Regions from separate parts of the Mus musculus genome. Here region 2 is linked to region 1. Evidence: chromatin loops called from intact Hi-C (ENCODE). Cell type or tissue: heart. All regions are shown on one strand. Each heading gives the region's core, and the rest is flanking DNA. Links, peaks and the distances in the headings are about the cores only.

What was found. Hi-C counts contacts between places; a loop is a spot of excess contacts. Peaks named below come from ENCODE experiments on the same cell type or tissue, not always from the same donor. Only the 100,000 strongest peaks of a DNase experiment are listed, where the experiment ranks them.
Region 2: it touches region 1 in a loop (2.4-fold over the local background); 14 of 42 quality-filtered maps call a loop at or near these places.

What each region holds. Positions count from the first base shown.
Region 1 is chr5:24,900,783-24,915,637 of GRCm38, reverse strand. Prkag2 (protein kinase, AMP-activated, gamma 2 non-catalytic subunit) reads left to right here. Exons shown (of 16, transcript NM_145401.2): 5 at 7,246-7,315. Prkag2os1 (protein kinase, AMP-activated, gamma 2 non-catalytic subunit, opposite strand 1) reads right to left here and starts at 13,069. Exons shown (of 7, transcript NR_040684.1): 1 at 12,800-13,069; 2 at 12,353-12,473; 3 at 11,153-11,281; 4 at 10,922-10,990; 5 at 9,355-9,522; 6 at 9,110-9,198; 7 at 8,789-8,932. In heart, for the core only: CTCF peaks have their summits at 6,091 and 7,344; a DNase peak (open chromatin) is centred at 6,977; H3K4me3 peaks cover 3,198 bases; H3K27ac peaks cover 2,871 bases.
Region 2 is chr5:24,952,411-24,967,265 of GRCm38, reverse strand. The region is part of intron 3 of Prkag2 (protein kinase, AMP-activated, gamma 2 non-catalytic subunit); the gene reads left to right. Among named protein-coding and RNA genes, the nearest start is that of 1500035N22Rik, 26 kb to the left of the region's middle. In heart, for the core only: no CTCF peak of the experiment used is centred there; DNase peaks (open chromatin) are centred at 3,365 and 6,255; H3K27ac peaks cover 733 bases; H3K27me3 peaks cover 399 bases.

The sequences.
Region 1 (14,855 bases), core at 3,648-11,647:
AACTATATGTAAGTACAATCATTTATATAAAATTCTCTAGTCCTGGCTGTCTTCAAATTCACAGAGATTTGCCTGCCTCTATAGAACTGCTTTTTCATCTTATTTTTTATTATTTTTCATTCTGTGTCTGTGTGTGGGTATTTGCATCTGAGTTCTTGTGCCTGCAGAGCCAAAGGTGTCAGATCCTCTGTGGCTGGAGTTACAGTGCTGTGTGCCATCTGATGTGGGTGCGAAGGATCAAACTCAGCAACTCCACAACAGTGTGGTGGTTTGAATAGGAACGGCCCCTATAGGCTCACGGGTTTGGATACTGGCCCATAGGGAGAGGCACTACTAGGAGGTGTGGCCTTGTTAGAGTGGTCTGTTGGAGGAAATGTGTCACTAAGGGGTGGGCTTTGAGGTTACAGAAACTCAAGCCAGTTTGGCTTCCTGCTGCCTGCAGATCTGGATGTAGAACTCTCAGCTCCTTCTCCAGCACCACGCCTGCCTGCAGGCTGCCATCCTTCCCACCGATGGACCAAACCTCTGAAGCTGTAAGCCAGCCCCAATTAAATGTTTTTCTTTATAAGAGTTGCCATAATCAGGTGTCTCTTCACAGCAATAGAACACTGACTAAGACAAGCAGTAAAGTGCTCTTAATGACAGAGCCATGTCCTCTTCTTACAGCATTCTTAAATATTGCATTGGAAATGAGGGCATTCAATTATAGGTACAAAAAGAAGCAAACAATCAGAAGAACTGTGAAGAAGAGAAATGTCTTAGTTACTGCCCTATGGCTGTGAAAAGACACCACGACCTGGGTAACTCTTATGGAAGAATGCATTTAGTCAGGGGCTTCCTTGCTGTTTTAGAGGGTAGTCCGTGATCATCACAGTGGGAGGCAGACAGACATGGTGCTGAAGCAGCAGCTGAGCGCTTTACATCCTGATCTGTAGGAAGCAGCACTGGGCCTAAGCCCACCCCCAGTGACATATTTCCTCCAACAAAGTCATACCTGCTCCAACAGGCCACATCTCTTAATCCTTTTCAAAAAGTTCCACTAACTGGAAACCAACATCCAAATGTCTGAACCTCTAGGGGCCATTCTCATTTAGATCACCTCAGGAAGCTGGGAGAGAAGAAACAGAAGAGGCCTCCTGGTAAAGACAGGTCTTAAAGGAGCAGGCGGAGCTCATCCCAGTAATGGGGAAGAAGAGCCGATCCTGTGTCATTGCTACCCTGCCTAAGCACTTGGCCTACCCCAGGAACAAGCAGGAGTGTCTGACTGACCTTGCCAATGAGTCAGATGCCATCATCAACCAGCAACTGAGTTACAAAACAACAGCAGCAACAACAAAAGCCACACTTGGTGGCACAACACCTCTAATTCCAGTGCTCAGAGGCAGGTAGAGTTCTATGAGTTCAAGATCTACATGCCAAGTCCAGGCCAGCCAGGGCTACAAATCGATCTCTGACTACAAGAACAACAAATCTCATACTGTTTGAAGCATTGGGATTTTGTGTTGGACAGCACTCACAGCTTCAGGAACAGGTGTAACCCAGGTTAGCTCCATGCTAGCACACGGTACACAGAAGTGTGAGGCAGCCGTTTAGAGAAGGCATGAGGGAGAGAGAAACAAGTGTCACCTGGACCCCAGGGAGGATGCTCTGGCAGTCAGAGTCACGCAGAGGCATGCGCAGTGACTTTGGTTCAGTGACTCAATTATTGAGCAGCTCCTTTTCCTGTGTGATTATGCATCCGGGTGAAGCTTTTCCTTCCGAGTTATTCAGAATTCTCTCTCTCTCCTTCCTCAGGCACAGTTACATAACAGCTGTTGGTAATTCAGCACTTTCCCACCAGCCAGGATGCCACATCTGAAATGGCTGCATCTCTTGCAGGCATCCCTTCAGTAGAATCATTAGATTTTTGCAGAGCAAATTATTCCTCTCACCACACTAGAGCCCTGGAGCCTCAGACTGACTGAAGAGGCAGAAGGCATACGGGTAAAAAGGTCTCCTGTGGTCACATGGAAGCAAGGCGGAACACCATGCCTCTCGGTCACCAGAAGAACCATGCAGTTCCTCTGGGAGAATTGGCCTCAGATTGACTGTCAGGAAAATTTGGGGTGTGTGGTTTGTCTGGTTTTTCTAAGTCCAAACCCAGGTCCTGACCGACTCTGGTGGGTGAGCACACACCCCTCTTTTCGTGTGGGGGTGACGATGAGCCCTTCCTTCTCCTCTTCCCTGCCCTGCTTTCTCTCCCTGCCCAGAGCAGCTAAAATTAAGTCTGGCAAAAAGTCTGCTGAGACTTTAAGAAAATGTTGCCATAGAAGGGCAACTGAGGACCACCAACTTTAAATTGTTTCTGCCCATGGATTGGCCCTCTTTAGACCCTGTAGGTATTCCTGCGGGTGTCTAAGAGCTTTGAAGGTCCTTGAAGAGGACAGTGTGATAGAACAATATTTCATGTCTTTTCCTACTGCTCCATCGCTATCTTTCTGAGAAATGTGTTTTCTTGCCAAGTAAAAAATCCATGACCATAAATTTGATTTCACCAGCTTATTACATAGAAATGCTTACATTTCAGGCCATGCATCCAGTGTTGAGGGAACAGTGGGCGCAGGAGCTGGGTGGGCGCAGTTTCTGTTCTCTTATCACTTTGTAGGGAACACAGCCCCTGCCTCTGTCTCCTGCCCATGTTTGTCTTCCCAGATCAGCTCATCAGGATGCAAGGTGACAGTGATGATCAGGAAGGGCCCAGAAAGGGGGCACTGGAGAGATGACTCAGCAGATAAAAGGGTACACTGTTCTTTCAGAGGACCCTGAGTCAGCTCCCAACACACACATGGTTGCTGACAACCTTCCTCAAATCCTCTTCTGGGAAATCCACCTGCAGACACAGACACCAGGTGCACTCATAGTGCACATACACATTTTAAGGCAAAACTCATAAAATAAAAATAAGCTTTAAAAAAGAGTATGAGATTTTTAAAAACATTACCGACATCACCACAAGAACAAGGCGGCAAAATCTGAACTGTGAGACTAGTCAACACTTACCCAGTTATCACCAACCTTGATCTTTTGCGCTAACAGAAGGTTTAGGTACACTTGCAAGATACACTGGAGTCATGTGTCTTTAATGGAAGCTGGATCCTCGTGTACTGCTAACCAGTGCCACAGCCATGGAGTAACCCAGTCCGCTGTTCGTCAAATGTTAAACATGAAGTAGCCAGTAGAATATGACCCAGCAACTCTATTCCTGGGTATTTAACCTCCCAAAATGAAAATTCATGTCCACAGAGACATATGAGCATGAATGTTTATAACAGCCAAAAGGTGGGAACCACCTAAACGAAAAGTTCATCGGCTGAGGGATGATGGTCTAGGTGTGATATCTGCACGGTGGGAGATTATTCAACAACAACAAAGGAAATTTCAGAAAGCATCAACAAAAGACAGCACTACAGATAACCCCTTGAGTCTGACCTCTGGGTAGGGACCATAGAGATAAAAGTGGATTAGCCCCACGTGGAAGTGAGCAGGCAGCAAGACGTAAGGTAGTGGATGTGCAGTCTCCCTTTGGCATGGTGAAAAGATGTAAACTTGGTTGCCGGACTCTCAATACACGGAAAACCACTGCACTACAGGGTGAGCTGTTTTTCCCAATAAATACATTTATTAATCCCAATTGTCATTTCTATGAGTGTGTCATCTTAGAAACATGAAATCAATGTATGACCCTTAGAAATGGCTTTAATTTCACTTAGTACAATTCCTAAGAAACTTGTCCAAATTTTATTTGAGACAAGGTCTCACCGTGTAACTCTGGCTGGCATGGACCTCATTATGTAGACCAGGCTGGTCTAGAACTGGTAGAGATCCACCTACCTTTGCCTCCTAACTGCTAAGATCAAAGATGTGCATTACCATGCCCGGTTTGCCCAAGTTTTTGTACAAATGATTGGTGGACCTTTTAAAGTTTTAGCATGATGTGCCATGCATAGATGGTTTGCTGTATTTTAACCAGTCAGCCATCGAATGGTATCTGTAATTCCCAGTTGAGGCTCTAGAAAAGCAGCTGCTGTGAACATCATCCTTGTATAGCTTTTGGTGTGTCCGTTGTTGCCCTGGGGTAAATACTCAGGAAAACACCCGATGTGTAACTGTGCAGCTTCAGAGGAAACCGGCAAGGTGGTTTTCTGAGCACTCTTTTATTCTGGATTTTTTCAAATTTATTTTTAATTAGGTGCACATGTGTGCAGGTCTTTCTGTGATCTGTGCACATGCATGCAGATGCCCTCAGAGGCCAGAGGTGTCAGATCCCCTGGAGCCAGAATTACAGGCAGCTGTGAGCTGCCTGACTTGAGAACTCAGGTCTTCTGCAGATGGGCTGCAAGCATTCTTAACTGCCAAGCTGTGTCTCCATCCCTCTCTGTTTTTCATCCCCACCAGCAGTGCAGACGGGTTCTGTTTCGTTCCATCCTCACCAGCACTGGACCCTATTTCAGTGTTTACTTCATTCTAATGGGTGTGTTTTGACAGCACGTGCAGTGGATTTGTATGCCCCTCTTCTGTGTACTTATTGCCAGCTCTGTCCCACCCAATCCTGGTGAATTGTCTCTCCATTCCTTCTGTCTGCGTCCCGACCAGCTTTTCTGGGTTTTCAGCATCCTTTTATATTCAAGACACTAGTCATTTGTTGACTATGTGGTTTGCAAATATTTTCTCCCACTTTGTAGGTTTAATTTATCAAATTTTCCCTCTTATGGAGAATGTTTTCCATCTGAGCCTCTTTGCTTAATCCTAGGTCCCAAAGATCTTCTCAATTGTTTTCCTAAAAGGTTCACATTTTGAGACCATGACCCAGTTTGAGATAATTGTTGAATAACATTGGGATAGTTTGGGTTGTCCTCTTTTGTTTGCTCTGATGGTTGATAACCAGCGCCCACTGGTAGTTAGGAGTGCACCTTCTTGCAGTTATCAAAGCTTAGGTTCACGTATTTGCTTGGATGCATTCCTGGTGTGCTGTTGGCAATTATATCTGTTTCTCCGATAAACACAACACTGATTACTGCAACTATACTGTAAGCTTAAAAAAAAAAAAAAGATTTGCTTTGGTTGGTTGGGTTTTTTGAGAGAGAGTCATCTTGTCTTCTTTTGCAGGTGGGGCTGTTGAAACAGGGTTTAATTGGGGTAACCCTGGCTGTCCTGGAGCTAGCTCTGTAGACCAGACTGTTCTTGTACTCACAAAGATCCGCCTGCTCCTGCCTCCCCAGTGCTGGGATGAAAGGCATGCTCCACCACACCCAGCCTGCTTTTATTGTTTGGTAATTTGTGTGTATTATGTCTCTCTCTATGGATTTGAGCCGCAGAGGCCAGAAGGCCCCGAGCCTGGGGTTGCAGGCAGATAAACTCCAGGGATGTGGGTGCAGGAGAGTGCTGGGTCCTCAGCCACTGAGCCCTCTCTCCAGTCCTCACTGCAGGCTTTAACAGTATGAACTGGGACCCCTCCCACTTCAGTCTAGATATTTCAAAGCTTGCGCCTTCCAGTGTGCGCTTTAAAATCAGCTTATCTGTGTCTACGAAACAGAATTCCTGGGATTTTGACAGGAATTGAAAGAAACCCAGCGATGACCTTGGTGGCTAACTGACATTATGCTAGATCTTCCAACCCCTGAATGTGGGGCACCCCTCCCCCTTGATTACCTCTGCATCCACCTCACGAACTGTGCAGTTTTTAGATATAAACTCTTTATGTAGCTTCCTGTGTTTAATATATTACCTTTCCTTGCCGAGATGGTAAACAGCATTTTGATACCAGCTTCCACACATTTGTTTTTATTATATCAGATGCAGTGTCTTGATCCTATGATCTTGCTGATCTTCCTGATTGTAGGAGTTTTGTTTGTTTCCAATCTTTGGGATTTTATACATGAATAGCCTACAATTTGGATGGTTTCGTTTCTTTCTTCCCAAGTAGTGTTTTAATATTTTAATTTATTCTTCTTTGAGAACTTTATACATGCATACAATATGTTTTTTAAAGAATTTTTGTATTTTATGTGTTTGCCTGTATGTATATATGTATACCATCTGCACGCAGTACCTGTGAAAGCCAGAGGGGGCATCAGATCCCTGGAACTGGAGTTCCAGACAGCTGTGTGATGCCATGTGGGTGCAGCAAGTGCTCCTAACCACTGAACCACCCCCCAACATACAATGTACTTTGACCATACTCCACCCTCCCCTCCTCCTACTCCTCCCTCATCCCCCACCCACATTCTTCCCCCAACCTCAAACCCTCTTTTCCAATCTGCCTTTTATCCCTGGCTCTTGGTTGGGTAAGACAGAGCTCTGAAACTGTGCTCCTAAACTTAGAACTGTTCAGGTTTTTTTTTTTTTTTCACTACAAAGCATGACAAACTGCATTTTTTTTTATCACAAAACATCTTAACAAAACTTTTTTGGACACTTTAGATTTAGGAATTGACCCAGCAGCTAAGGCTACTAAAGAGGTTTCTACTTCCTGCTTCTGGGCTTGTAAAATTGACAAGTTCCCTCCCAGGCCGGTAGCCAGGCAGGTGCTGGCCATCGGCAGGCAGCCTCCGGGCCCTTCCCGGCAGCAGACGGCTGCCAGCCTTGCGGCCTGCCAACCGGAGTTGGTGATAGGGAAGTCTCAGATACCCAAGTCCAGGGTGACGGGCGTGCCCGGGGCCAGATTTAAATTGTGTGAACTTCTGGCAGCAAGCTGCGGCGGTGAGGAAAGAGCTAGCTGAGAACGGAGGAAGCCAGTTAAGAGATCCGCCGCGGGGGGGGGGGGGGGGGGGGAGTGGCGAGTGCACGAAAGCGCGGGCGAAGCGCGGCCCCGAAGGCGGCCTCTCCTTTTAAGGGAGCGGTTCGCCGCCGGTGCGGGGCCCCAAGAGGGAGGCGCGCACCCGCCGAGGGTGCCCATGGACCCACACCTGCGCGAGGACGCGCGTGTCCGCTGGCGCACGCGGACGGCGAAGCACTGGGGCCGCCGCTCCCCCTTCCCACGCTTGCTTGCTCGCGGGCCGTACCAAAGGCGCAGGGGGGAGCAGAGCGTGCCATCGCGGCCCACCTGCGGCTGCCCGGCCTGGGCGGGGACGCGCTCCACCCTGGCCTGCCGCGCGCTCCCGCCGCCGCCGCGCGCGCCCCCCGCCACTGCAGGCCCCTCCTCCCGATGCGAGAAGCCCGAGCGCCGCGGCCCATGCTGATCGGTGTCCTCCTCCTCCTCCCCCTCAGGCGGTGCTGGCGGCGGCCCCGGGACCCGCGGAAGCCGGCATGCTGGAGAAGCTGGAGTTCCAGGAGGAAGGTGAGTGCGCGACCCGCGCCCTGCGCTGCCGGCGGCGGGCATCGGGACTGCAGCCCACTCCGGGGAAACACCGGGCTCCCGGGATGCAGCCCGGTTCCCGGGGACGCAGTCCCGCTCTGAGGAAAGCACCCGGCCTCGGGGAAGCAGCCGGGTTCCTGGGGATGCAGCCCTGTTCTGGGGTTGCAGCCTGGTTCTGGGGATGGAGCCTGGTTCCCGGGGACACAGCCTCGCTCCGGGGATGCAGTCCGGTTCTCAGGGAAGCAGTCTGGCTCCGGGAAATGCAGCTCTGCTCCAAGGGACGCAGCCGGGTTCTGGGGGACGCAGTCCCGATCCCGGGAGCGGCCGCCCGCGCGCTCCAAGGGACGGCCCTTTTGTCCTCCGCACCCGAACTCGAGCGAGAGTCAGGTGTCATGCAGCCCTAATTGTGCATGTCACCGCGCGCCCCGAGGATACCCTGGAATCATATGGACAGCCCATGCCTTCAAATAACAAACCGGTTCCCTTATCTGTATTTGTGGAAATACCTCCAGTAGGGTGTGTCTCCCTTCCCTCCTCCCCCTCAAATGGGTAAAGTTAAATCGGCAAACCCGAAGTGGCTCACTGAACTGGTTTGAGACCAAGCGACCCCCTCACACTTGACCATTCTGTCTCCTCTCCTGCCCTATTTTTAAATAATATCTGCTTACAGGTAAATAGCCCGGATCTTATTTTGAGGCTGCTAACATTTAAACGGGGAAGTCGAAAACGAACTTTATATAGATGCATGACCATTTGAAGACGATAAAAGGCCTTATGCAGCCTCCTGTACTTCCATGATTTATTTGGAAGCTGTTCCTTTTTCCAAGAGTACTGACAAAAAAAATGAAGGGCCTGGAACAAAGAATGCGCTGTGTGGGTGCTGTCCCTTGTGCCAACTTTACTTTAATACCCCTGTTCATTGATGTTCAGGCAATTACTTAAGTAAGCATGCTCAGCCAGCTGGGGAGTGCTACCCTGATAGCATTAGGCCTGTTGTAGCTTCGCTGTAGCACTTCAGATGTGTTGGCCTAAAGATAACGCATCTATAGAAATGTCTTCCTTATTAACAAATGGTGCACTTCAGAATTTTCCTGAGCTTTGTTTGTGGTTTGTCCTGTCAAAAGATAAGTCTGTGTCTTCATTTGGATGCACCTCCTAGTCCCTCGGTGTTCCTATATTGCACAGCAGGTAGTGGCTTCGGGCTGCCCGGTTTGTGTTATGGGATGTCTAAACCTGTAGAGACTGAAGTGAGACCTCCCAGAGTGGAGCTTTATGTGGGAGAACCCAGACTCACATCCGCAGCCATCTCTTACTTGGCTGGCAGGCCCCCAGACAAGTGGCGTGAGTTCTCTGCTTTGAGGGTTCCGTGAGATCACCTGCACCGTGGCGTTCAGTGAGAACCCGTAGTCAGTGCTTTGTAAATGTGACTTTCATTAAGTGCCATTAGCCAAAATCCAGACTCTAAAAGGCTTTTATTGGTGAATCTTAACATGGGGATTCCGCTTAGTATAGATTTCGTGGCTTTTCTCTTTCCTTGAGATTCATATTATGTGCATTTCTCAAAGTTCGCTGTGTGCCCACTCTTCACCCCTGGATAGCCTGCGAACGTGCAGTGTGAGAGCAAGCATGTTAAAAATAAAAAATGTTGAAAAGGAGCGCCCCCTTTCACCCAACTATTTTTATCTGTGTTACTGGCATTACTTTTAAGCTGAACCTCACAAATAACCCTGTCAAATGTTTCTAGAGTTCTAAGAAGGCAGAATATTAAACATTTACTGTGAAGCTGAACTGGAAGAGGGAGTGGTGCTGGCGGAATCATCCAGAACAGCGCTTTGTTCCCCTGGAACTTTAAGTTGTTCATTCATCTGAAATTCAGAAAAGCTACTTGTTTGAAGGGGAGAAAGAAGTTGCAACAGTGAGATATCACACCTTGACGCATCCCGGGAGCTGGTGCTAGCCCTCCACAGAGTAGGTCCGGACTGAGTATGCCCCGTTTACCCTTGGGTAACCTTCCTTCTTACCCAGTTAGTATCTTCAATTACACATCTGGAGGCATGACCTAGAGATGAACATTTGTTATTCAGAGACGTACATGATGACTGGTAGTGCTGTGCCAAAGCTGTTTTTCTATTTTCTGATAAATTTCAACTCTGTTCCAGTCATCGGAAGGTTCAAAGGTATTAGTAAAGCTGGAGGAAAGAAGAGGGGAGGGAGGAAGGCTGGCACAGCAGGGTCGGGGCCAGTGTAACCCTGAGCTATGAGAGGTGAGGGAGGGGGCCTGGCACAGCAGGGTCAGGGCCAGTGTTACCCTGAGCTATGAGAGGTGAGGGAGGGGGCCTGGCACAGCAGGGTCGGGGCCAGTGTTACCCTGAGCTATGAGAGGTGAGGGAGGGGGGCTGGCACAGCAGGGTCGGGGCCAGTGTAACCCTGAGCTATGAGAGGTGAGGGAGGGGGGCTGGCACAGCAGGGTCGGGGCCAGTGTTACCCTGAGCTATGAGAGGTGAGGGAGGGGGCCTGGCACAGCAGGGTCAGGGCCAGTGTTACCCTGAGCTATGAGAGGTGAGGGAGGGGGGCTGGCACAGCAGGGTCGGGGCCAGTGTAACCCTGAGCTATGAGAGGTGAGGGAGGGGGGCTGGCACAGCAGGGTCGGGGCCAGTGTAACCCTGAGCTATGAGAGGTGAGGGAGGGGGCCTGGCACAGCAGGGTCAGGGCCAGTGTTACCCTGAGCTATGAGAGGTGAGGGAGGGGGCCTGGCACAGCAGGGTCGGGGCCAGTGTTACCCTGAGCTATGATTTGGGAGCTTCCCCAGTCACTGCTCTCCTGGCTGCATCAGCTAGGCTTCCATCTTCTCAGTGCCTTTCTGAGCCCCCAGTGCTTTCTGCTGCCCAGCCCTGGTGTGCCTTCTCTCTGTTGTTTCACAGGCTTCCCTTTAAAGAGTGAGGCTCCAGGTCATGGGTCTTCAGATGCAGCAAGAGCGTGCATCCATCATCTCAGGCTTTGCATTAGCCACCCAGTTTGGCCCCCCCCCCCCTTGCAAGACAACAGCCCAAGGCCAAACATAGTAGTAGGGCTGGAATCCAAGAAAACGGATTTGTGAAATGGGGCGGCCTTGGCTCCCAGACGCAGCACAGCAAGCCTGCTCCTCTTGGTGCTCGGCCTGTCAATCACCCACCCTTTCTGCATCCTGCCCATCTTGCCACAGCTACAAGGTGCACCCCGCATCTCATCTTTTCTCTGAAGCTGCCCGACTGTGTGCCTGTCCCTCGTCCCCCTGTTCTGCTCTGCTGGTGTCTCCCTCTAACCCCAGCGGCCACCTTAAATGTCCATACTTGCTTTATATGCCCTGAGAATTCAGTGGTCTGATGAGCGCAAAGCCGTGAGACCAGAACATCTCCAGGGCCATCGCTTTATGGGTTTAAGCTCTGGGGCCTGTCACATCATTTTCCTGTTTGTGTTTATCTATCCTAATTGCCTTGAATTTATTTCTTGGCCAGGTGTGAACCTGGACATACTCTCGACTGCTATAAAGATCATCCCCCTGCAGTTGCATGCCCCGCAGTTCAGCCTGCCAGAACCCCTACTATTCACCAGCTTGGATGCTCTCGTAGGCTTGAGGTCCATTCCTGGCTCCCAGCCTGTTGTCCCCACAGTCTAGACCTGTAGAGAGGTTCAGGGTTAAGGTGACTTGCGGCAGTGGTGTTCCCCATCTGCCCTTGCTGATTGGTTTCTCCTCACCTTCGTCATCTGTCCCAACACCAGCACCCTGGGTTCCCTCCCGCCCTCACGGTTCTCCATGGGCAGATTCCAGACCTCACTCACACAGTCTTACTGTGGGAAGCCGGGCTAACTGAGTCCAGGGTGATCAGAAATAAGGAAGGAGCTGGTGCGTGATAGCTCACATGGTTACGTTTGCTGCTCCAGCGTGGTGTTGTAGTTTGCTTCCTGCCTCTGTAACAAACCCCATGACCAAAAGCAACTTAGGGAGAAAGGATCTCTCACCCCACAGCTTGTAGTTCATCATGAAGGAAAGTCAGGGCAGGAGCCTGGATGCGGGAGCTGAGGCAGAGGCCATGGAATGATGCCACTTACTGGCTTGCTCCCCATGACTCGCTCTGCCTGCTTTCTTGTATCACCTGAGAAGCAAGGATACAGGCAGGGGCCCAGAAAAGGCTCCACCCACAGCAGGCTGGCCCTCCCACATTTATCACTAACTGAGAAAATACCCCCACAGACTTGCCTAAAGGCCAGTATGATAGAGGTATTTTCTCAATTTAGGTTCCCTCTTCCCAGGTAACTCCAGCTGGTGTCAGGTAGCCAAAAAAAAAAAAAAAAAAAAAAAAACAAAAAACAAAACAAAAAACTAGACAGCAAAAAATGCAGATCTAAACTCAATCCCCAGCACCCACATATAAAAATCTGGTAATATATAATCATGGTAATATAGGTTTGTAATCCCTGCACACTGGGGAAGCGTAGACAGGCAGATCTCTGGAGCTTACTGGCCAACCAGACGAGATGAATTGCCAAGATTCACTGTAAGAGCCTATCTCAAAAACTAAGGTGGAGAGCAATGGAAAAAGACATCCAGTAGCCACCTCTGGCCCTTACCCATACATGCACCCAAACATGCATGCTTACATGAATGTGCGCGCGCGCACACACACACACAGAGCGTGTGAGAGAGAAATCGCGAGCACCAGAGCGAGCAGGGACCACTCTGGGAAAGTAAAACATCTCGGAGCTCAGGCCCTGGCGTGTGAAGACTTGGCTGCCTTTCCTTGGGTAATCAATCCACAGAGCTCCTGAAGCTTTGTTTTAGTATTGCTATCACTATGGGTTGTATCTGCCAAACACAGGCCTGGCGCTTGGTAACCACTTGCTTGCTTTCCATTCCTCCTTGGAAGTCAGACTCCAGAGCATCCAATAACCAGTGTACCAAAAAAAAAAAAAAAAAAAAAAAAAAAAAAAAAAAAAAAGGGGGAAAGAAAACAAACAAAAAACTGTGCCCACTATTCTTACCTGGTGGGAGGGAATTGCCTAAAGGGAGTGAAGATGGGTTCTCTGTGGAGATGGCACACCTTGGGCACTGCAGCAGTCTGGCCCTCCGTGGCGTCACCATACATGAACAGGTGCACAGTTTCTATGTGGTATTAAATTTTCATGAGGATGGAGAATCCAGGGAGGCACTGAGAGCCTATGAAGCCTTTCCTTCTCCCTAGAATCTCGGGGCTTTTAAAAGTGAGCCTCTGCAGAGTCAGCCTGCCGGTTTGTTGGCTGTGACATGAGGGGTGCTGACCTCTGGTGGTAGACATGTCAAAGTGACAGGTTCAGAAGGTCTGTCTGTGCTCTCTGAACTCTGACCTTCTCTGGCTGAGTTTATAGGCCAGGGATAAATTGATTCTTGACCACAAGAATAATTAAGATTGTATGAAATATCTGTAGTAGAAAACTTCCTGCCTAGCTTACCCTGTATTTAACATATTGCCACATGTTTTAGTATATCCAAAGTCAGGTTCAAACATATCCTAACGGTGTCCTAGGCTTAAGAAGGTACAGGAGTTGTCCTGTGGACTGTGCTTTGGAAGGTGTCTGCACCCCAGAAGTTTCTGGAATGAAATTTTAGTCCCCGTGTAACGTGGAAAGGAGATGTATCGTCTCCCAGGTATTGATTGGTTCTTCCTAGGCATCCTGGAAAGGATGAAGCCAGCCTCCCCGCTGTCTGGCTTCTTCTCTGTCCATAGAGCCACACCCTCTTGTACCGGCTGCTGTGTGATGCTCCCCCCCCACCCCCCATTATGACACAGCCAGTAGGACACTCAGCACACATAAACGCTATGCTCCTTAGGTCTTCCCGCTACCAAAATCATGAGCCAAGTAAATAGCTGTGTATTTTGTCCAAGAAGCAAAATCAGGCTAAGACAGACAGGAAAAGGTCGTGTTACCTAAAAGGAAAAAAAAAAAAAAATACCTGACTGGTTTAAACAAACAGGAAAGTGCATAGAGTGGTTGGATAGCAAGAAGTGGAACATATCACCAGCCTTGGCAAGTGCATGGAACCAAGTAGAAAGTCATTAGGAACCAAGGTAACACCTCCCATCACTCTGCTAGGGACTCGTGAACTTCCCTCCAGAAGACTGTCTTTCTACTTTATAGGCACCCCACCAGGGTCCAGGCCCCATCACTATCCAAATGGAACTCCATCCCACTCGCCAGAGTCCTGGGCCTGTCTCTGACCTTTGTGGCTTCCAGCTTCACCTGTCAGGTGTAAACAGGAACGGTGTTGATTGTCCAGCAGCACTGGAAAAATTGGAAAAGCATTTTTAATGTTCTCTTCTCCTAGATCTTTTGATGACTACTAGCATATACTGTGGAACTATGCTGAGTCTCAGATAACCCTAAGGCACAAAGCATTACACACACACACCCTGGGTCATAGAAGAGCAAAGTCAGAAGAGAAGAGGTGAGCCTGGCAGTGGTGCCTTTAATCCCAGCACTTGGGAGGCAGAGGCAGGTGGATTTCTGAGTTCAAGGCCAACCTGGTCTACAGAGTGAGTTCCAGGACTGCCAAAGATACACAGAGAAACCCTGTCACGGGGGTGGGGGGAGGGGGGGAAGAGGTGAAGTGCCCTCTTTAAGATGGCATATAACATTCCAGAGACTCCCCTAGAGTCAAGCCCATGTTGGAGGCCAATGTGAGGTCATCTTCCTTTCAGAAGATTACCATGGTCTCCTCTTTATTCTTTACTCCAATTCTGCCCTGCATCCAAACTTGCCAAGGTTAGCACAAACTTATCTTCCCCAAATCCAGTGGCCAGCAGTCAACCCTCGTCCCCATCTTAACCTGGAGTCCACAGAGTTGCCCCGTGCCCTCTTCTCAACGCTCATCCTTAATCTCTAAGGCATGGCTGGAGAGGTGGCTTGGTCCCTGGTGGGTTCCCCACCATAGCTGGTTGTAGATACCCTCTGTGGTTCTTTCTCTTCCCTTTGCAGCCAGTGTAACATGGCGTGACTCACAGCTCCATGCAGTCATCCTTCCTAACTGAATGGAAGAAACCAAATGTTCCTGTGGCTCTATCTGAGGCCTACTTACCTTCACACTGGTCCTCACCTAAGAGAGTGCTCACTCCTGGCTCTGACCCGACGTATTCATACTGGCCAGCATTTGGTTTCCTTACCACGAAACTTTAGTGTCTAAGGATGTCCAGCACACCTCTCTGGCCAGGCCTCTGTCCTTCACAGGTCGCTAGCTATCAAGACCAGCCACGATCCCTATAGTCTTCTTGCCTTCCTGATCTCTTCTCCCCTTCCCCACCTCCCCATTTCTCTTTCTTTCTGTCCTACAAGGAAGGGATGGAAAGAAGCAGGAGGGACCCCTAGAGTAGGTGAGGTTGGTCATGGAACACGTATGAAGGATTGAAGGGGACAGAGCAAGCTACAGAGATGTGCTTGGCTGGGGACCAAAAGCAGCCTGTGAAGGAAAACCCAGGCGGCATGCCGTCATTGAGTGAAGTCAGGGAAGGAA
Region 2 (14,855 bases), core at 2,821-10,820, 52 kb before region 1:
TGATCCCTAGCACACGTTTTTAAAAGCCAGGCATAGTGACATGTACCTGGAGTCACGGTGCAGGAAGTTGGGGGTCTGTAGGTTCTCTGGCAGCCAGCCTAGCTAAATCAGTTCAGAGAGAGACCATGCCTCAAAAATAAGGTGGAGAATAATCAAGGAAGACACCCAAGACCTCCGGCCTCCATACGCACACACACACGTACCTGACCTAATACATGAACAAATATACACGGGAAAAGGCAGTATGGAAATGAGAGTGGGCTGACCTGCTCACTGCTCAGAGAGTGGGCTAACCTGCTCATCACTCGTGGCTTCCTACAAAGTCATGTTGGGAGTATTGTCTGACGGAGCTTTGCAAAGGAGTGCTCCTCACAGTGCTGTGCAGTATCAGGAGTGGCAGGCTGCATGCAGCCACTGAGCGCCAGGAGCGTGGATGACACAGCCATGTCAGGGCCCAGAGCTGTTAAAACAAAGCAGCCGGAGGAGGGAGAGGGTGAGGTTTTTTGCATGTGTTTCCCAAGCCACCCTTCAGCCCAGGGACTCTGGGCAGGGACATGGGCTTGCTGCAGTGCACTGCCCTGAGCCAAAGCCCCTGAGGAGGGGTGACCATGGCCTTTTTCTGTGCCCGTGTAACTCCAGTGAACCATGAAGGATACCATCATGACTTGTTCCCTGGCCTGGAGGATGCTCTGTGACTATGTTGGTCCCCAGGTAGACCCACGGGCTCTCCACAGATCCCTGACTCTCCCTAGGGAAGGCCAGGGAGTGTTGAAGCAGATGATAGCTATTGTCTGGGTATCCAACAAGTTGCTTTCAGAGCCCACAGCATGTGACTGAGAAACCCCCAGTCTTTACCAGGAACTCGAGTTAGACCCTAGTTCCCTGTCCATAGCAGACAGATATCACAGTGTCATTGGAAAACCTACAAATGCAAGCGTCGTTATCTGTCCAGGTGTCCAGTCCCCTGGCCTTCATATCCTTCCTCCACATTGCCTCAGCTCAGGACCTTGCTCTTTCCTCCAGGTGACGGCAAGCAGCCCCTTCCCAGGGCCCCTTGACCAGGTCACTTGCACTCCCTCTTGATGAACAGTGCCCAGCTGTGTGCTCTCAAATTTGCCATTGGACCCCATCCTCTCCCTTCCCCACCAGCCATGGCCTCCGGACAAACAGCTGTGTACTCTTCCAGACACCCTTACCCTACCAGATCCTGGCAGAGCCCACTCAAATGCCCTCCAGGTTGTTGTCCATTTGGCTGGCCTTAGTTCTGTACCCTTCCTCTGTCGACTCCCACTTTACCCCCACACCGTCTTCATCCTCCCCACCTGCCTGGCCTTCCTGTCAGTAAGCCAGGGTTTGAGGCCACCTGCCCCTTCCTGGGTCCATCCCCTCATCTCCCCCATGAACACATTGGGACCACTGAGCAGGGAAAGAGAGACTGAGTCTGCAGGCAGCACTCTCTAGGCTGTGAGCAGGAGACTTTGAAGTCAAGCACAGGGAAAACAAGCAGAGCACCAACCTGATGACCCTGGGAGGACCCAGCACTGGTGCTCCACCTTCTGCTAGCTCCTCTCCAGCCTGTCCCTTTTGACCTGACCTGGAAAGAGAGGCCTCTCCAGTCTTGCTCCCCTGACTTACAAACCACCTCCCTTCCCTGGGCTTTGAAATTCAAGATGCTGTGTTTCTAGTATGGTGAGGGGAGAGCTGGACTGAGGGGTGACACCTTTCATGATTATGCAGGACAGCCTCTTCTAAGCTGGGGAATACTTAGACCAGGGAAAGTGGTCCTGAGTCAAAGGACCGGAGGTGTTGAGGGGTTCAGGTGAATTCTCCTGTCTTAGTCAGGGTTTCTATTCCTGCACAAACATCATGACCAAGAAGCAAGTTGGGGAAGAAAGGGTTTATTCAGCTTACATTTCCACATTGCTGTTCATCACTGAAAGAAGTCAGGTCTGGAACTCAAGCAGGTCAGGGAGCAGGAGCTGATGCAGAGGCCATGGAGGGATGTTACTTACTGGCTTGCTTCCCTTGGCTTGCTCAGCCTGCTCTCTTATAGAACCAAGACTACCAGCCCAGAGATGGTCCCACCCACAAGGGGCCTTTCCCCCTTGATCACTAATTGAAAAAAATGCCTTACAGTTGGATCTCATGGAGGCATTTCCTCAACTGAAGCTCCTTTCTCTGTGATAACTCCAGCTGTGTCAAGTTGACACAAAACCAGCCAGTACAGTTCCGTTGACCTGGGCCCACAGAGAACACTTGCTCTTGCTTCTCCAAAGCCCCTCCCGTCCCCTGCTCCAGGCCACCAGAACAACCACGTTACCACATCCACATCATGGTGCTATCCCCATGGTACTGAATGGAGGAGCCTGATGCTCCCTGACAGTGCAGGCGGCTGCAGGAGCTGCACGGTGCTCGTGAGCTTGGTACAGTCAGCTACAGCTGCTTTCCAGTCTGTCACAATCCACACAGTCCACATCAGGGGAACGAGGAGAAGGAATTGGGGGAACTAGAACAGAGGCTGCAAGCTCTGAGCAGCTGTAAGAGAAGAGGCTCCTCTGGGACCAAGTCCAGCGCCATTGTGGACAAGCTGGACAACTCAGGCCCTGTGGGTGTCCGTCCATGAAGAGCTGATTCTAGAGACGCAGGGTAGGGCTGCCTCCTCCCCCATCGGCCCAGACTCTTGCCAGGCCAGTCATCATCCTGTAGAAGCAGTACCCATCTTCAGGGAATGAATAGCCCTCCCCAAAGGGCCTAGTTCTGAGATACTCAGGCCAGAGACGGTCCTTTCCTCATCTAAGAAGCAGACCCGTACCAGGCTTTACAGCCTCGCCAGCACTACCTGCATGTACGCTTTGGGGGTTGAAGCCACTTGCTTTCTAGTAGAGATTTCCCCAGTGCAGAGGTGAGATCTGGCTAGTCCAGTTCACTGATGGTCAGACAAGAAGCCCAATTGAAGTAAGCAGCCCTAGTCAGTGAGGGGTTTAGAACTGGTTGCTGAAGCCCTCGAGGACAAAGAACTGTGCCTCCTGCCAAGGCAGTCAAGCTTCGTCATGGTGTCCTGTTAACAAGGAAGCTCGCCAATACTCCATCAAGTGGATCTGCTTAGGAAAGAACTAAAGAGGAAGACAGAGGAGTCCCCGGGTAGAGGTGACAGACATCATGCTTTGTTGTCACATCAGAGGGTGCAGGTTTCAGCCGTGACTTGGAGGAACAGGTGACTACTGCTTTAATTTACACAACATGGAGTCATCAGACTGTGCCAAGCTGTGGGCTCAGTGCCCAGAGACACACCCCTCCTGTTATGTCACCAGGGCAGCCCCACCTGGTATCATGTAAATGTCACATTACCCTTGGCAGGGCTTCTCAGATAGCACCTCGGAAACTTGGCTGTAGAAGGACAGGGAAGTCTGATGTTGCCTGGGCTTCCTGCCTGCCTGGGCCTGCTGACCATACCCAGATCTATGACCAGGGATGGGCACGTACAACACCCAGACCCCTGGAGCTTAGGACCAGCATTCACACAGGCTAAGACAGGTTCTGACCAAGAGGGACTGGGGCCAGGCCAGCAAAACATTTAGGAGTTTGATCCTCATGCTATGCCTTTGGTGTGAGGTCTTGGAAATGGGAGGTTTAGAGCTGGTGCAACTGGGAGGACAGTGCCAGGGGGGCGCTGTAAAAGCCTCTGTGTGTCTCTGTGTGTCACCCAACCTGAAGCAGGACGGCAGGACAGCATGAGCAAACCTTGACAGACTAAGCAAAGTAACCCAGTCATATAAAAAGAAAACAAAACAAATGAGTGTGGGCATTGTCCTTGGCAGGATGAAGGTCTGGGGGGATGCCCAGCGTGATGGCCACATGGTGGGAGCGAGCATCACATTCCACTGCACCACACACTGTGAAATACATTACATATTGTATGAATGCTTTAGATTTTTATTTTTTAAAATGTTATATTGATTCTTCGTAAACTTCATGTCATGTACCCCCATCCCACTCATCTCCCCATCCCTCCTTACCTGCCCTCCACCCCTGCCACTTCTCCCCCAAAAGAAAACAAAAATTAAAAATCATCTTGACCTGGATGCTGTGGAGTGTCACTGAGTGTCACACGGTATACACCCATCTGCCCAAACAGCTCACTTGCAGATATTCACTGCAGTGAGTCATTGGTCTGGTTTGAGGCCTCTGGCTTCTACCACACTGTCAATACCAGATCTCACCAGGACTTCTCTTGGATGTCCTGTTGCTACAGGACCATGGACCCAGACATGGTCCCTGGCGACAGCACAGGCCAGGACCTCACTATGGCCTCTGTGCAGGCTGTCACACCAGGCTGTTCCTCACTCCCCTCAAGCCTCTAGTTCCACCTCTTCTCATTGTGCTCACATCCTCCTGCTTCTTTCTCTCCCATCTCTCTACCATCTTAGTGGCCCTGGGTAACTTAGGTCTCTCAGTGTCTTCTGCCTCGCTGATGCTGCGTGCTGTTGAGCAGGGGTCCAGATCTATTTTGTTTTTAAATTATGTGTGTGTGCATGTGTGTGCAATTTAAAATGCTAATTCACACATTGTGTTAATATTTTAGATGTATTTTATTTTTAATTTTGATTGTGTGTGTGTGTGTGTGTGTGTGTGTGTGTGTGTGTGTGTGTGTGTATACACACGAGTGCAGGTGCCTGCAGATGCCAGAGGTAATGGGCTCCCTGGAACTGGAGTTACAGGCAATTGTGAGCCACCTGAAGTGGGTGGTAGGAACAGAGCTCAGTCCTCTGCAAAAGTAGTGTGTACTTAATTGCTGAGTCGCCTCTCCTGTCCTGCAGCCATCTCTCCAGCCCTGATAATTCTTTACATATTGCGAATACAAGCCTTTAGGACACACATGATTTGCAAATATCTTCTCCGTGGCACTTGTCTTTTTCAGTTTCTTTGTCTGTGTTTTAAATCCTGATACCTTATCATGCATCCATTTGTTCTTTCATGAGCTATGCCTCTTGGTAACATTGTTAAACAAAGGTGTCCCATATAGGAACTGCCAGTGCTTGAGTGGGAACTGTGTGCCAGGAGTGTGCTGTGCTGGAGGTATGGTGATAAATGAGACTCGCACCATTCATGTTCAGCGGAGGAAACAGGAGACATAGCCAACCACCTGCAATGCTGGCACAGAAGGCTGAGCTGCCCGTCTTAGTACAGTGGAGGGCTAAGGATGGAGCTCATTGGTATAGCACATGCCTAGAATACCCCAGGGCCTAGGCTTTACCCCCAGCACAGAAATAGTAGCACCACAACACACTATAATTTTATGAGTCTGGAATGTGCAGAGTAGCTGGAAGGAAGAGCCATGCCCCAGAAAGCAGAGAAGGCTTTTGAAAAGTCATACAGAGCAACAATAGACTTGGGGACACGGGAGCAGATCAAGATCACTGGAAAGTCCCACTTCTTGAAGCAAAGTGTTCTGCTTCTGGAAGTTTACAGGGAAAAGTGGTACAGAGGCCGCATGTATTGGAGACCCGCCTCAGCCCGTAGCTTTTGAGTGGCTGCTTCCCTTTTGTGGACTGTGCTCAGTAACCTTAGGAGGGCCAGGCTCCATCAGGCAGCAAAACTGAGGTAGGTTTGAACCAGGTATTTCAATGTATAGAAAGGAGAGCTGGCTCACGGTTACAGAGGGTCAGGTGGATGAAGACTGGGGCAAGGAGCAGGGACTCTGGCGCTGTTAAGGCCTGCACGTCAAGCACCAAGTGCTCCCTCCCTGTGAAGCATGATCTAACAGTGGCAGTCACTGCATATCGCACACTGGAAACATCAGGAACCCAACGATTTCAGGGAAGAGGGTCCCTGGCTGGGTTTCTTCCAGTTCAGGTGTTACCTCTCTTTTTAAAACATGAGAAAAAGACCCAGTGGGCTGCCGTCATCTTGAATGGCTTTGAACTCTCACATTGTTGCTACATAGAGGGGCAGCAGTCCATGCTAGGGTTGAGATCTGGGACATCTTGAAAATGCAGTACCCATGTCCTCACCCGGAGATCCTCCATCCCCTCCCATAAGAGTGGGCCTTCTTTCCCTGCCTCTCCAGGGAGACTCACTCACCAATCACAAAGGCCAGTGACCAGTACTCATAGTTCCTTCATTCTGGGAAGCAGGGGAGCAGCTGAGTGCTCAGAATGGCTCTGGGCAGAAGTTTCTGGACACCTTCCTGGCCTCCCCGGCCGCCTCACTGGCACCTCATACCCCAAGAGCCTGGCAGGCTGTGCCGATGATGTATCAAGTCAGGAGAGCCTTGGTCAGAGTCCCATGGCAGCTGGCTGTGGCCAGCCTCCTGGAAGGGAATGCCCACACTGGCCACCAGCCATTGCCCAGGGGGAGCACACCACAGGGGCAGTAGGCAAGAGGACATTCAGCACTGTGTCCCTAATGCCAGCCCTGGCCTTCTCCTGCACGCTGAGCATGGCCCTCCCAGGAAGGGTTTAAGCCGCTGTGTCCTCACATGGAAGTGTGTTCTGGTTTCTCTAGATTGCTGCATACCTGGAAAACAGACACACCCTGGGAGGGACAGTAGCTTAAAGCCCATCTGGGGCCATCTACCACTTTCTCACCTGCTCTGCGCCCAGAGCCTGGAGGATCGGGTGGTGGTCTAAGGGAGTGTCTACAGGGTGAAGCTGCCTGCCAGGAAGAGGTGCAAGGTGGACGGGCCATCAGGAGGTAGTTCAGGGGCTGGAGACAGGGCTCAGCAGTGGCTGCTCTTGCAGGGAAACCAAGTTTGTCTCCCAGAACCCACAGGATGGTTCACAATTGTCCATCACTCCAGTTCCTGTGGGTGGGACATTCTCTTCTGGCCTTCACTGGCACTGAACTCATGTGGTACACAGACACACATGCAGGTAAGTAAAAGTAAATATTTAACAAGAGAGGTGGGGATGACTTGGGAAGCCACATTTATAGGTATGGGCTCCTGTGAGCTGCTTGGGAGGACCTACCATCACCGGCTCTGAATCAATTCAGATAGGTATAATTTCAGAGTTTAAACTTCTGGTGGCTGGCTCCAGATAGACAGTCAGTTTTCTACTGACTTCTGCCCTGTTCTCCTAACAAGGGTCTATTATAGACTGAAAGACTCCTGTGGTTTGACCAGGAGGTCCATAGCTGGGGGTGTGGTTTGGGAAGATTTTTGAAACTTTTAGGACACAGAGCCTGGCTGGTAGATGTGACCAACTAGAGGCTGGCCTTCAGGTCTGTACCACAGCCCTTCTTCTGGCCCAAGTGCTCTGCTTCCTAAATGACCAAAATATCAACAAGCCGTGCCACAAGCCACCGCCACCACGGACAGATCCCTTAGCCATAGTGCCTTCCCTGCCAAAAATAAACCTCTCCTTCCTGAAACTGCTTCCTCCAAGGGATGTCTTCACAGCAATGAGAAAAGTAGCCAAGGTCTCTCAGGATTTTCAGGCTCAGCTATTCAGACTTGCAGAGTGGGCACAGCCCCCACTAGAAACTGGCACTGTGGGAGTCAAACCACTGGTAGGAAAGGGCCCATGGGCACGTTTGGTGATCCCTTGGCACACACATTCTAGAAGCCAAGCTTTGGGGTTGGAAGTATCCTGAAGTTACTTCAGAAGCAGAATAAACAAGGAATGTGTGTGCTGGGGTTCGGATGCAACCCGTTACAGTGGGAGGGTCCTGGCTCCGCTGTATTGAGAACCACTTCTCAGTGACAGGAGGGGCATCGGCTGATGGAATGATGGATTGCCTGGTCTACACAAAGTCCTGAATAGCACCGACTAGAACTAGGTGTGGTAGTTTATAGTTGTCATCCTGGGAGGTAGAGGCAGAAGCATCAAGGTCATCTTTAGATACACATAGACTTAGAGGCTATTCTGAACTACATGAAAGTCAGTTTCTCTCTCTCTCTCTCTCTCTCTCTCTTTCACACACACACACACACACACACACACACACACACACACAAAGAGGGAAAGGAGGACTCTTTCTTTCTGGGGAGTCATCCCAGCAGCTAACACAGTGGCTAAGATGCTGTTTCAGAACAAGGAACTCACAGAGAGACTTGAGATGGAGCACCGTCCTCAGTGCAGTGCGGGAGCACTCCTGCATATTTGGAGGCCTGGTGGCCACTTGACCTTCCTTGACCTTGGGCCACACTCAGCAGAATTAGCTCCAAATTCAGTCACAATGCAGCTTTGCTGCTTCGTGCCTTAGAGATGCCTGGCTGAACTCAGGAGCCAGCCCTGCTGTGGCCACTTCCCGAGTGATGCTATTGTCAACCGATATCTCAGATATCAAGGTTACATTGACTTTTCTGGTCCTGGGTAGGCGGCCAGTCTCCATCTAAGAACAAATCGGAAGGAGATCTGTGCCACACATTTATGATTCCAGGAGTGGCCACAAAAGACCCAGCCAAAGCCACAGCCTTGTACAGAGGCCCTGACAGCCTTGCACAGTGCATGCAGACTGTCAAGGCAAAGACATCTGCCCAGCAGCTGCCTATGCTTAGCTTGGATTGCTACCACCCTCGTAACCGACCCTGATAGCTAGGATACTGGTACAACATTACTTATGGTGTCCTCTTCACTTTGCCTTTAAAAACAAAAACAAACAAACAAAAAACTCCCCCTGCCTCTTTGCATGTGCATATAACTTAATAAAGCCTATGTTTTCTTGCTGTAAAACTTTGCTGGTCCCTATAAATTCATCATCTCTGGATAACCTTCTTCTTGTTGTTTGGACGGACGAGGGTTGTAACATCTGAGTGTGAAAGCTCTGTTGGCACAGGAGGGATGCACCTCCATCTGTAGACCTAAGAGGTTACAGGGCTCTAGGTTGAAGCTTCGCCTCTCAGAGCCTGGATCTCCTCCATTGCAGAAAGAGGTGACAGGAATGGGCTAACAAGTGCCCAGCGGATAAAGGCACTTGCTGCCAAGCCTAACAACTGTGTTCGATCCCTGGGAATAGACTCATGTGGTGGCTTGACAGTCCCTGAAGTTGTCCTCGGACCTCCGTGAATGCCTGCAGCATACATGTATCTGTGCACACACACACAAATAAATATAATTATTTTAAGGTAGATGATGATGGCTGAAAAGATAGCTCAGTTAGTACATTGCTTGCTATGTAAGCGTGAAGACCTGAGTTCTGTTCCCACATCCACATTTTTTTTAAAATGCCAGATGCAATACTTCATGCTTATAACCTCAGTGCTGGAGAGACACAGAAACATCTCAACTCTCCCAGTAGCCACAATACCCTCTGCTCAGTGTATTTATTACATTGAACTCTCCAAGGGCAGACATCCAGGTCTGCCCAGACCAATGTTTTTGCTTCCCATGGGAGGCAGGCAGAGTTTTCCAAGATCAGTGGGAAAACTCACAAATCTTCATTAGAGATCGTGACCTAGAGCGTCCCTCGCAGAGACTGATCAACTACAGCCTGGGGTGCTCCTAGATCACAGCAGGATCAGCCAGACCTTCCTGGGAGCAGAAGAGCACCCTGTTCCCTCCCAGTGGCCATGGAACCTAACTCTACCCAAGTTGAGTTAAGGGCCAAGAGAGTTTAATCTAGGGGACACAAGGAAGACCAAGAAGCCACTCATGAAGCTCAGACCTCAGGGTCAGGCCTGTGCCTGGGGACCACCAGGCCCTCAAGTTCTTGGATGTTTTTGTGTTTGTTTGTTTGTTTGTTTTTATTTTGGTTTTTTGTTTTTTTTTTTTTTTTTTGAGACAGGGTTTCTCTGTCTGTCTCAAACAGCCCTGGCTGTCCTGGAACTCACTTTGTAGACCAGGCTGGCCTCGAACTTAGAAATCTCCCTGCCTCTGCCTCCCTAGTGCTGGGATTAAAGGCATGTGCCACCACGCCTGGCTGGCCCTCAAGTTCTTACCATAGACTGCCTAATGATGGAGCTTCCATCCTCTCAAACACAGGGCTAAGGCCACCTTAGATTTCCTAGCCACCTTGGCCTCCTCTGGAGGGCAGTGGAGGGAACAAAGGGTTCCCCTCCAGGATTTCCACTTGAGTTATCTACCTTGCTGAACCTGCACAAAGCCCAGGGAAGTTTCTCTTGAGCCAGCACTGACCAGACAGTCAGTGTGCTAGGCACAAGCTGTGTCTGCTGAAGCACGTGAGGCTTGCCACCTGGACACGGCCTAGCGGCAGTCCAGAGCCTCCCTGCTGAACATGCCTGAGCTGGTGGGGACAGGGATGAGTTCCACAGCATAGTCGGCGCCTGCTGACCAGCCCTGGCACTCGAGACTGAGCCTTTGCTCTCACTGACCTGGTCATGGAGCACTGGCACACACGGGCTTCCATTGGGAAGTGAGCAGAGTGTGTTGCTCAGGGACTCAGCAGGGGAGAACACAGCTACACAGGGCTGAGTGGATGGACCCTTCCAGAGCCCAAGATCCACAGAACTCACGTGTGGTTTGCTTTAATGTCAACCTGACACAGGCTAGAATCATTTAGGAAGAGGGAACCTCAACAGAGAAATGCCTCCCCCAGAGTGACCTCTGGGCAGGCCTTTGGGAGCATCTCCGTGGTTCATGATTGATGTGGGTGGGCGCGTCCCATGGGGTATGTGGTGCTGTCTCTAAGGTCTATCCATTGGTCCTGAGTTGTATAAGAAAGCAGGTTACATGTTTTCATTAGGGTTTTACTGCTGTGAACAGACACCATGACCAAGGCAAGTCTTATAAAAGACAACATTTAATTAGGGCTGGCTTACAGGTTCAGAGGTTCAGTCTATTATCATCAAGATGGGAGCATGGCAGCGTCTAGGCAGGCATGGCTCAGGCCGAGCTGAGAGTTCTATGTCTCCATCCAAAGGCTGCTAGTGGAAGACTGACTTAAAGGCATCTAGGGTGAGGATCTTGAGCCCACACCCAAAGTGACACACCTACTCCAACCAGGTCACACCTATTCCAACAAGGTTACACCTCCAAATGGTGCCACTCCCTGGTCCAAGAATATACAAACCATCACACTAAGCAAGCCATAAGATGCATATCAGTATGTAGCATTCCTCTGTGGCCAAGTGTGAGCTGTGGTTCCTGCCTCTAGGTTCCTGCCTGTGTTCCTGCCCTGGCCCTGGGGATATAGAAGCCAAATAAGCCCTTTCCTCCCCAAGCGGCTTCTGGTCAGTGTTTTTATCACAACAGTAGAAACATAGCTAAGACAGGGATGAAGGATATAAATAAATAAACATAAACAGTTATTCCAGTACATTATTAAAATGCAGCAGAGTATGGAACAAAGTCCTTTGCTTGCAGTGTCTCATCTGTCCTGGGAGTTGCCAGACTGGCTAAATTAGCATGTTCCAGGGATCCAACTGTCTCTACTTGCAGCGATAGGTTTATAAGCATGCACTTGCAGGTCCAGTTTTTAATGTGGGATCTGGGATCACACTCAGGTCCTAACACACACAGTAGGCACTTTACTGGCTAAGCTAACTTTTAACAGTGCTGGATTTCATGTATGCTAGGCAGACACTCTGCCAATGAATAGACATATCTTGAGCCCTTGAGGAACCTTTGAAAGGGGCTGGAGCAGGACACAGACATCACAACAGCCTTGAATCACTGTGTTCGAGTGTCCTGATGTCTCCAGGATCCTGTAACGTCACTGAGAAAGTCACAGGTGGTACCCACTAAGATGGATCTAAAGAGCAAAGACCATTACACATAATCTATGAGCTCTCTTGCTGCTTGCCTGGGCTTCTCAGATGTCATGGGTCTTCACTATGCAGGGATTGCTACTCTGACAGTGCCCCCCTCAAGCCTGCCCATCAGTCAGGGTTCAGGGTCTTAAATTCCCATCTGGAGTAGCTGAGAGTTCTATTGCCTGTCATCTGCTGTTGGGCTTGCGTTTTCACCGTGAACACCTCCAAGGGGCATGATGGAGCAATGAATAGCAATTATGCACAGACTGTCCATGTCAAAAGGGACCCAGATCCAAGCTGTGGTCCTTGTACTTCATAGTGTTGGGGTGTGATTAGTGAAGGGAAGGAGAGAATTCAGTGAAATATATATAAGAGGTGGTCAGTGTTTTACCGTGTGGTTCCAGATGAGGGACCTGAATTCTCACAAGGACAAGGCGGCCCATGAACAGCATCATCAAGGGAGAAAAGGCAGAGTCAGGGTAGAACCTTCGTCCTGTTGGTGAGGCCCAAGGACCCTTGTAGTCACTAAGGATAATTCACAGGTTCTGATGGGCTAGATATTATTCATAACATACATATAGTATATGTTATATTGAGTGCACATACATATCATATAGAAGTATATATTCATAGCATGTTATATGTAATATATCCTTAGTGATATATGTATTTCAGCCAAAACCACATATTAACTAGACTAAATGAAAAGCAGATACTTGAATCTGGCATATATTTCTTGGCCCATGTATTAAAGATATTTATAACTCATAAAAATACATTCTATTCCTTTTCCTTTTTTGTTTTATTTTAAATATATATTAGTAAGAAAACGTTAATATCTGTAGTTCTGAAAACTGACTGAGCATGCCAAGGAGCTGTTGTTATGTGGTCATAAGCATCTCTATCCATTGTATTAGAAATTAAAACTGAGGAACTATGAAATACTGATTCATTTGCAAATGACAGAGATAATGTTGAAGTAAATGGTGTATTTTTAGAGAGTGTAAAGGGTCCAGAAACCAGTGTGTTTACTTACAGGGCAGCAGCAGGCACAGGCTCAGGTTCTACCCAGAGTCTGGAACCTAGGGATGAGGACGGGTGGAATGGACTGAGATCCCTCTGGAATGCGTCCCACGGAGGCAGGTGATGGAGAAGTGGCCTAGAAGAGTGACCTAGCAACTCAAATTGTAGGTTAGAGAGAAAGGGGGAAAAATGATAGAAGTCACGGGTGGGAGACTGGCACATGGGAAATACCGCTGGAGAAAAGAGGATCTACTAGCCTAAAAGTCACCTTGGTGTAATATGCCCAGGGAACAATGTAACTGGGCGAGCCAATGCCTGGGCTTGCTAACACGTAGGACTGGGCGAGCTGCTGTGTAGGCTTGGGCTTCTGTTTTCATTTTAGATTGCTTGGGGTTGCCTGGCAATTGGTCTTTGAGATAGGGTCTCATGTATCTTAACCTGCCCTCAAACATGGTTTCATATTTAAAGACAACCTTGAACTTCTGATTGCCTCCAGCTCTCACATGCTGAGATTTCATGCCTGCTCCACCCTGCCCAGATTTACAGGATGCTGGGGATAAAAACCAGTGCCTTGTGCGTGTTAGAAAGCATTGTACCAACTGAGCCGCACATGCAGACTTAGAAACAATCCTTGTGACCTGTGGCTCTTCTTAAACTCCTGTGGGTGGGATGTCACCTTGTCCTGGCACCCCTTAGGAGGGCCTCCCAACTGCATCTGGGCTGACCCTGCCTTAAGGGGTACCAAGCGTTGGGTGTGCTGAGGTCCCCCTATCTGCTAAGGAGGGAAGGCTGCTGCTACCCTCACGGTGCCATGGCAGAGGGAGCCCAGGTCGAGGGTGGCTGGAAGTAGACTCCATTAAAGTTCAGCTGTCACCCTTCTGCCAGAGTCAGGCGATCAGAGATGGCTGAGTGGACTTGGGTTCCAGACAGGCTGCCCCTCTTCTGGGATTTGTATTAATGGCGCCTGCTGGCTATCCAGTGCATGCGTTGTTGGGCATTTTTGATGAGTTAGCGGGTAAATCCAGGCCCAGAGCTCAGAGCTTCTGAAGCCACGCCTCTTCTTCAGCCTTGCCCAGCAGCCTGGAAGGCCGGTGCTCACTTCTCTCCACTGACATCTCTGTCCTGCCTTCTCCCTCTCACAGCCACGGTCCAGCATGGCCAGCCAGGCCCTGTAAAGTCACCTGCTCGTGGCTCCCTGGTGTCTGGAGACACTTGCCTGGCATTCTGTGTGGCTGCCAGGGTCCATTTCTGTTCACTCACTAGGCTTATTCATGTACTTGGCAACAGTCAGGGGGGAAAAAAATCAAAGCCATTGTTCAACCTCAGAGCTGACAACTGCCCACAGCAAAACCCGTCAGAAGCGGGGGGTGGGGGGATGCCTTCTCAGAGGAGACCTAACAAGGGAACCATCTGGGTCCCTTCTGGGGTTACTATGGGCATTGCCCACCTGGTATGAAAGCCACCTGCACTGGAAACCATCCGTGTTGCTCTCTAGGTCAAAGGCCCAGTCTCCCCGTGTCTCAGAGGACCTGCCCACCTCTGGCTATAGGCTGGCTGCTCCTCTCTGAGCCCCTCCTGCCTCGGGTACATAAGCATTCAACACAGGATGGCTCAGAGGGGCTGGGTATGCTTCTGGTTTTGCTTTTGTTCGTTTCCCCGCACCATACCTGGAGTGGGTCTCTGGCTTCCCCTTCCTGCTCTACCAAGCTGGGCCCCAGCAGCGGCTGAGAGCTACTGATGTGCAGAGGCGGCACTTGCTCTTGTAGATAGCCAAACTGTAGCCTGTCCAGAAAGAAAGCAGTAACAATCTCAGGAAACAGCCCACGCCCCAGGGTAGCTATGGCCATGGGCTAGCACGGTCATAAACTCACCTAAAACACTGTGAGATTCTTTTACGATTTTATTTTGTAGCTTGATGGTGTGGTTATTGAGCATAAGCTTTGCAAATGACAGCACCCATCCCAACATCAAAAGGCTGGACGTGCCACACCTGGGAGTTGTAAAGGGAATGGAGACAGGAAGCCCTTGCCCCATGATTTACTAATGGTGACAGCAATATTCAAACCGAAAATCACCTAGGAATGTCCTCACCAACCTAACAACCATCCCTAATTACTGAGAAGCCAGCACCCACGTGGTGACAATTGATCTTTGTCCCTCTCTTTCTGCCAACTTGGAT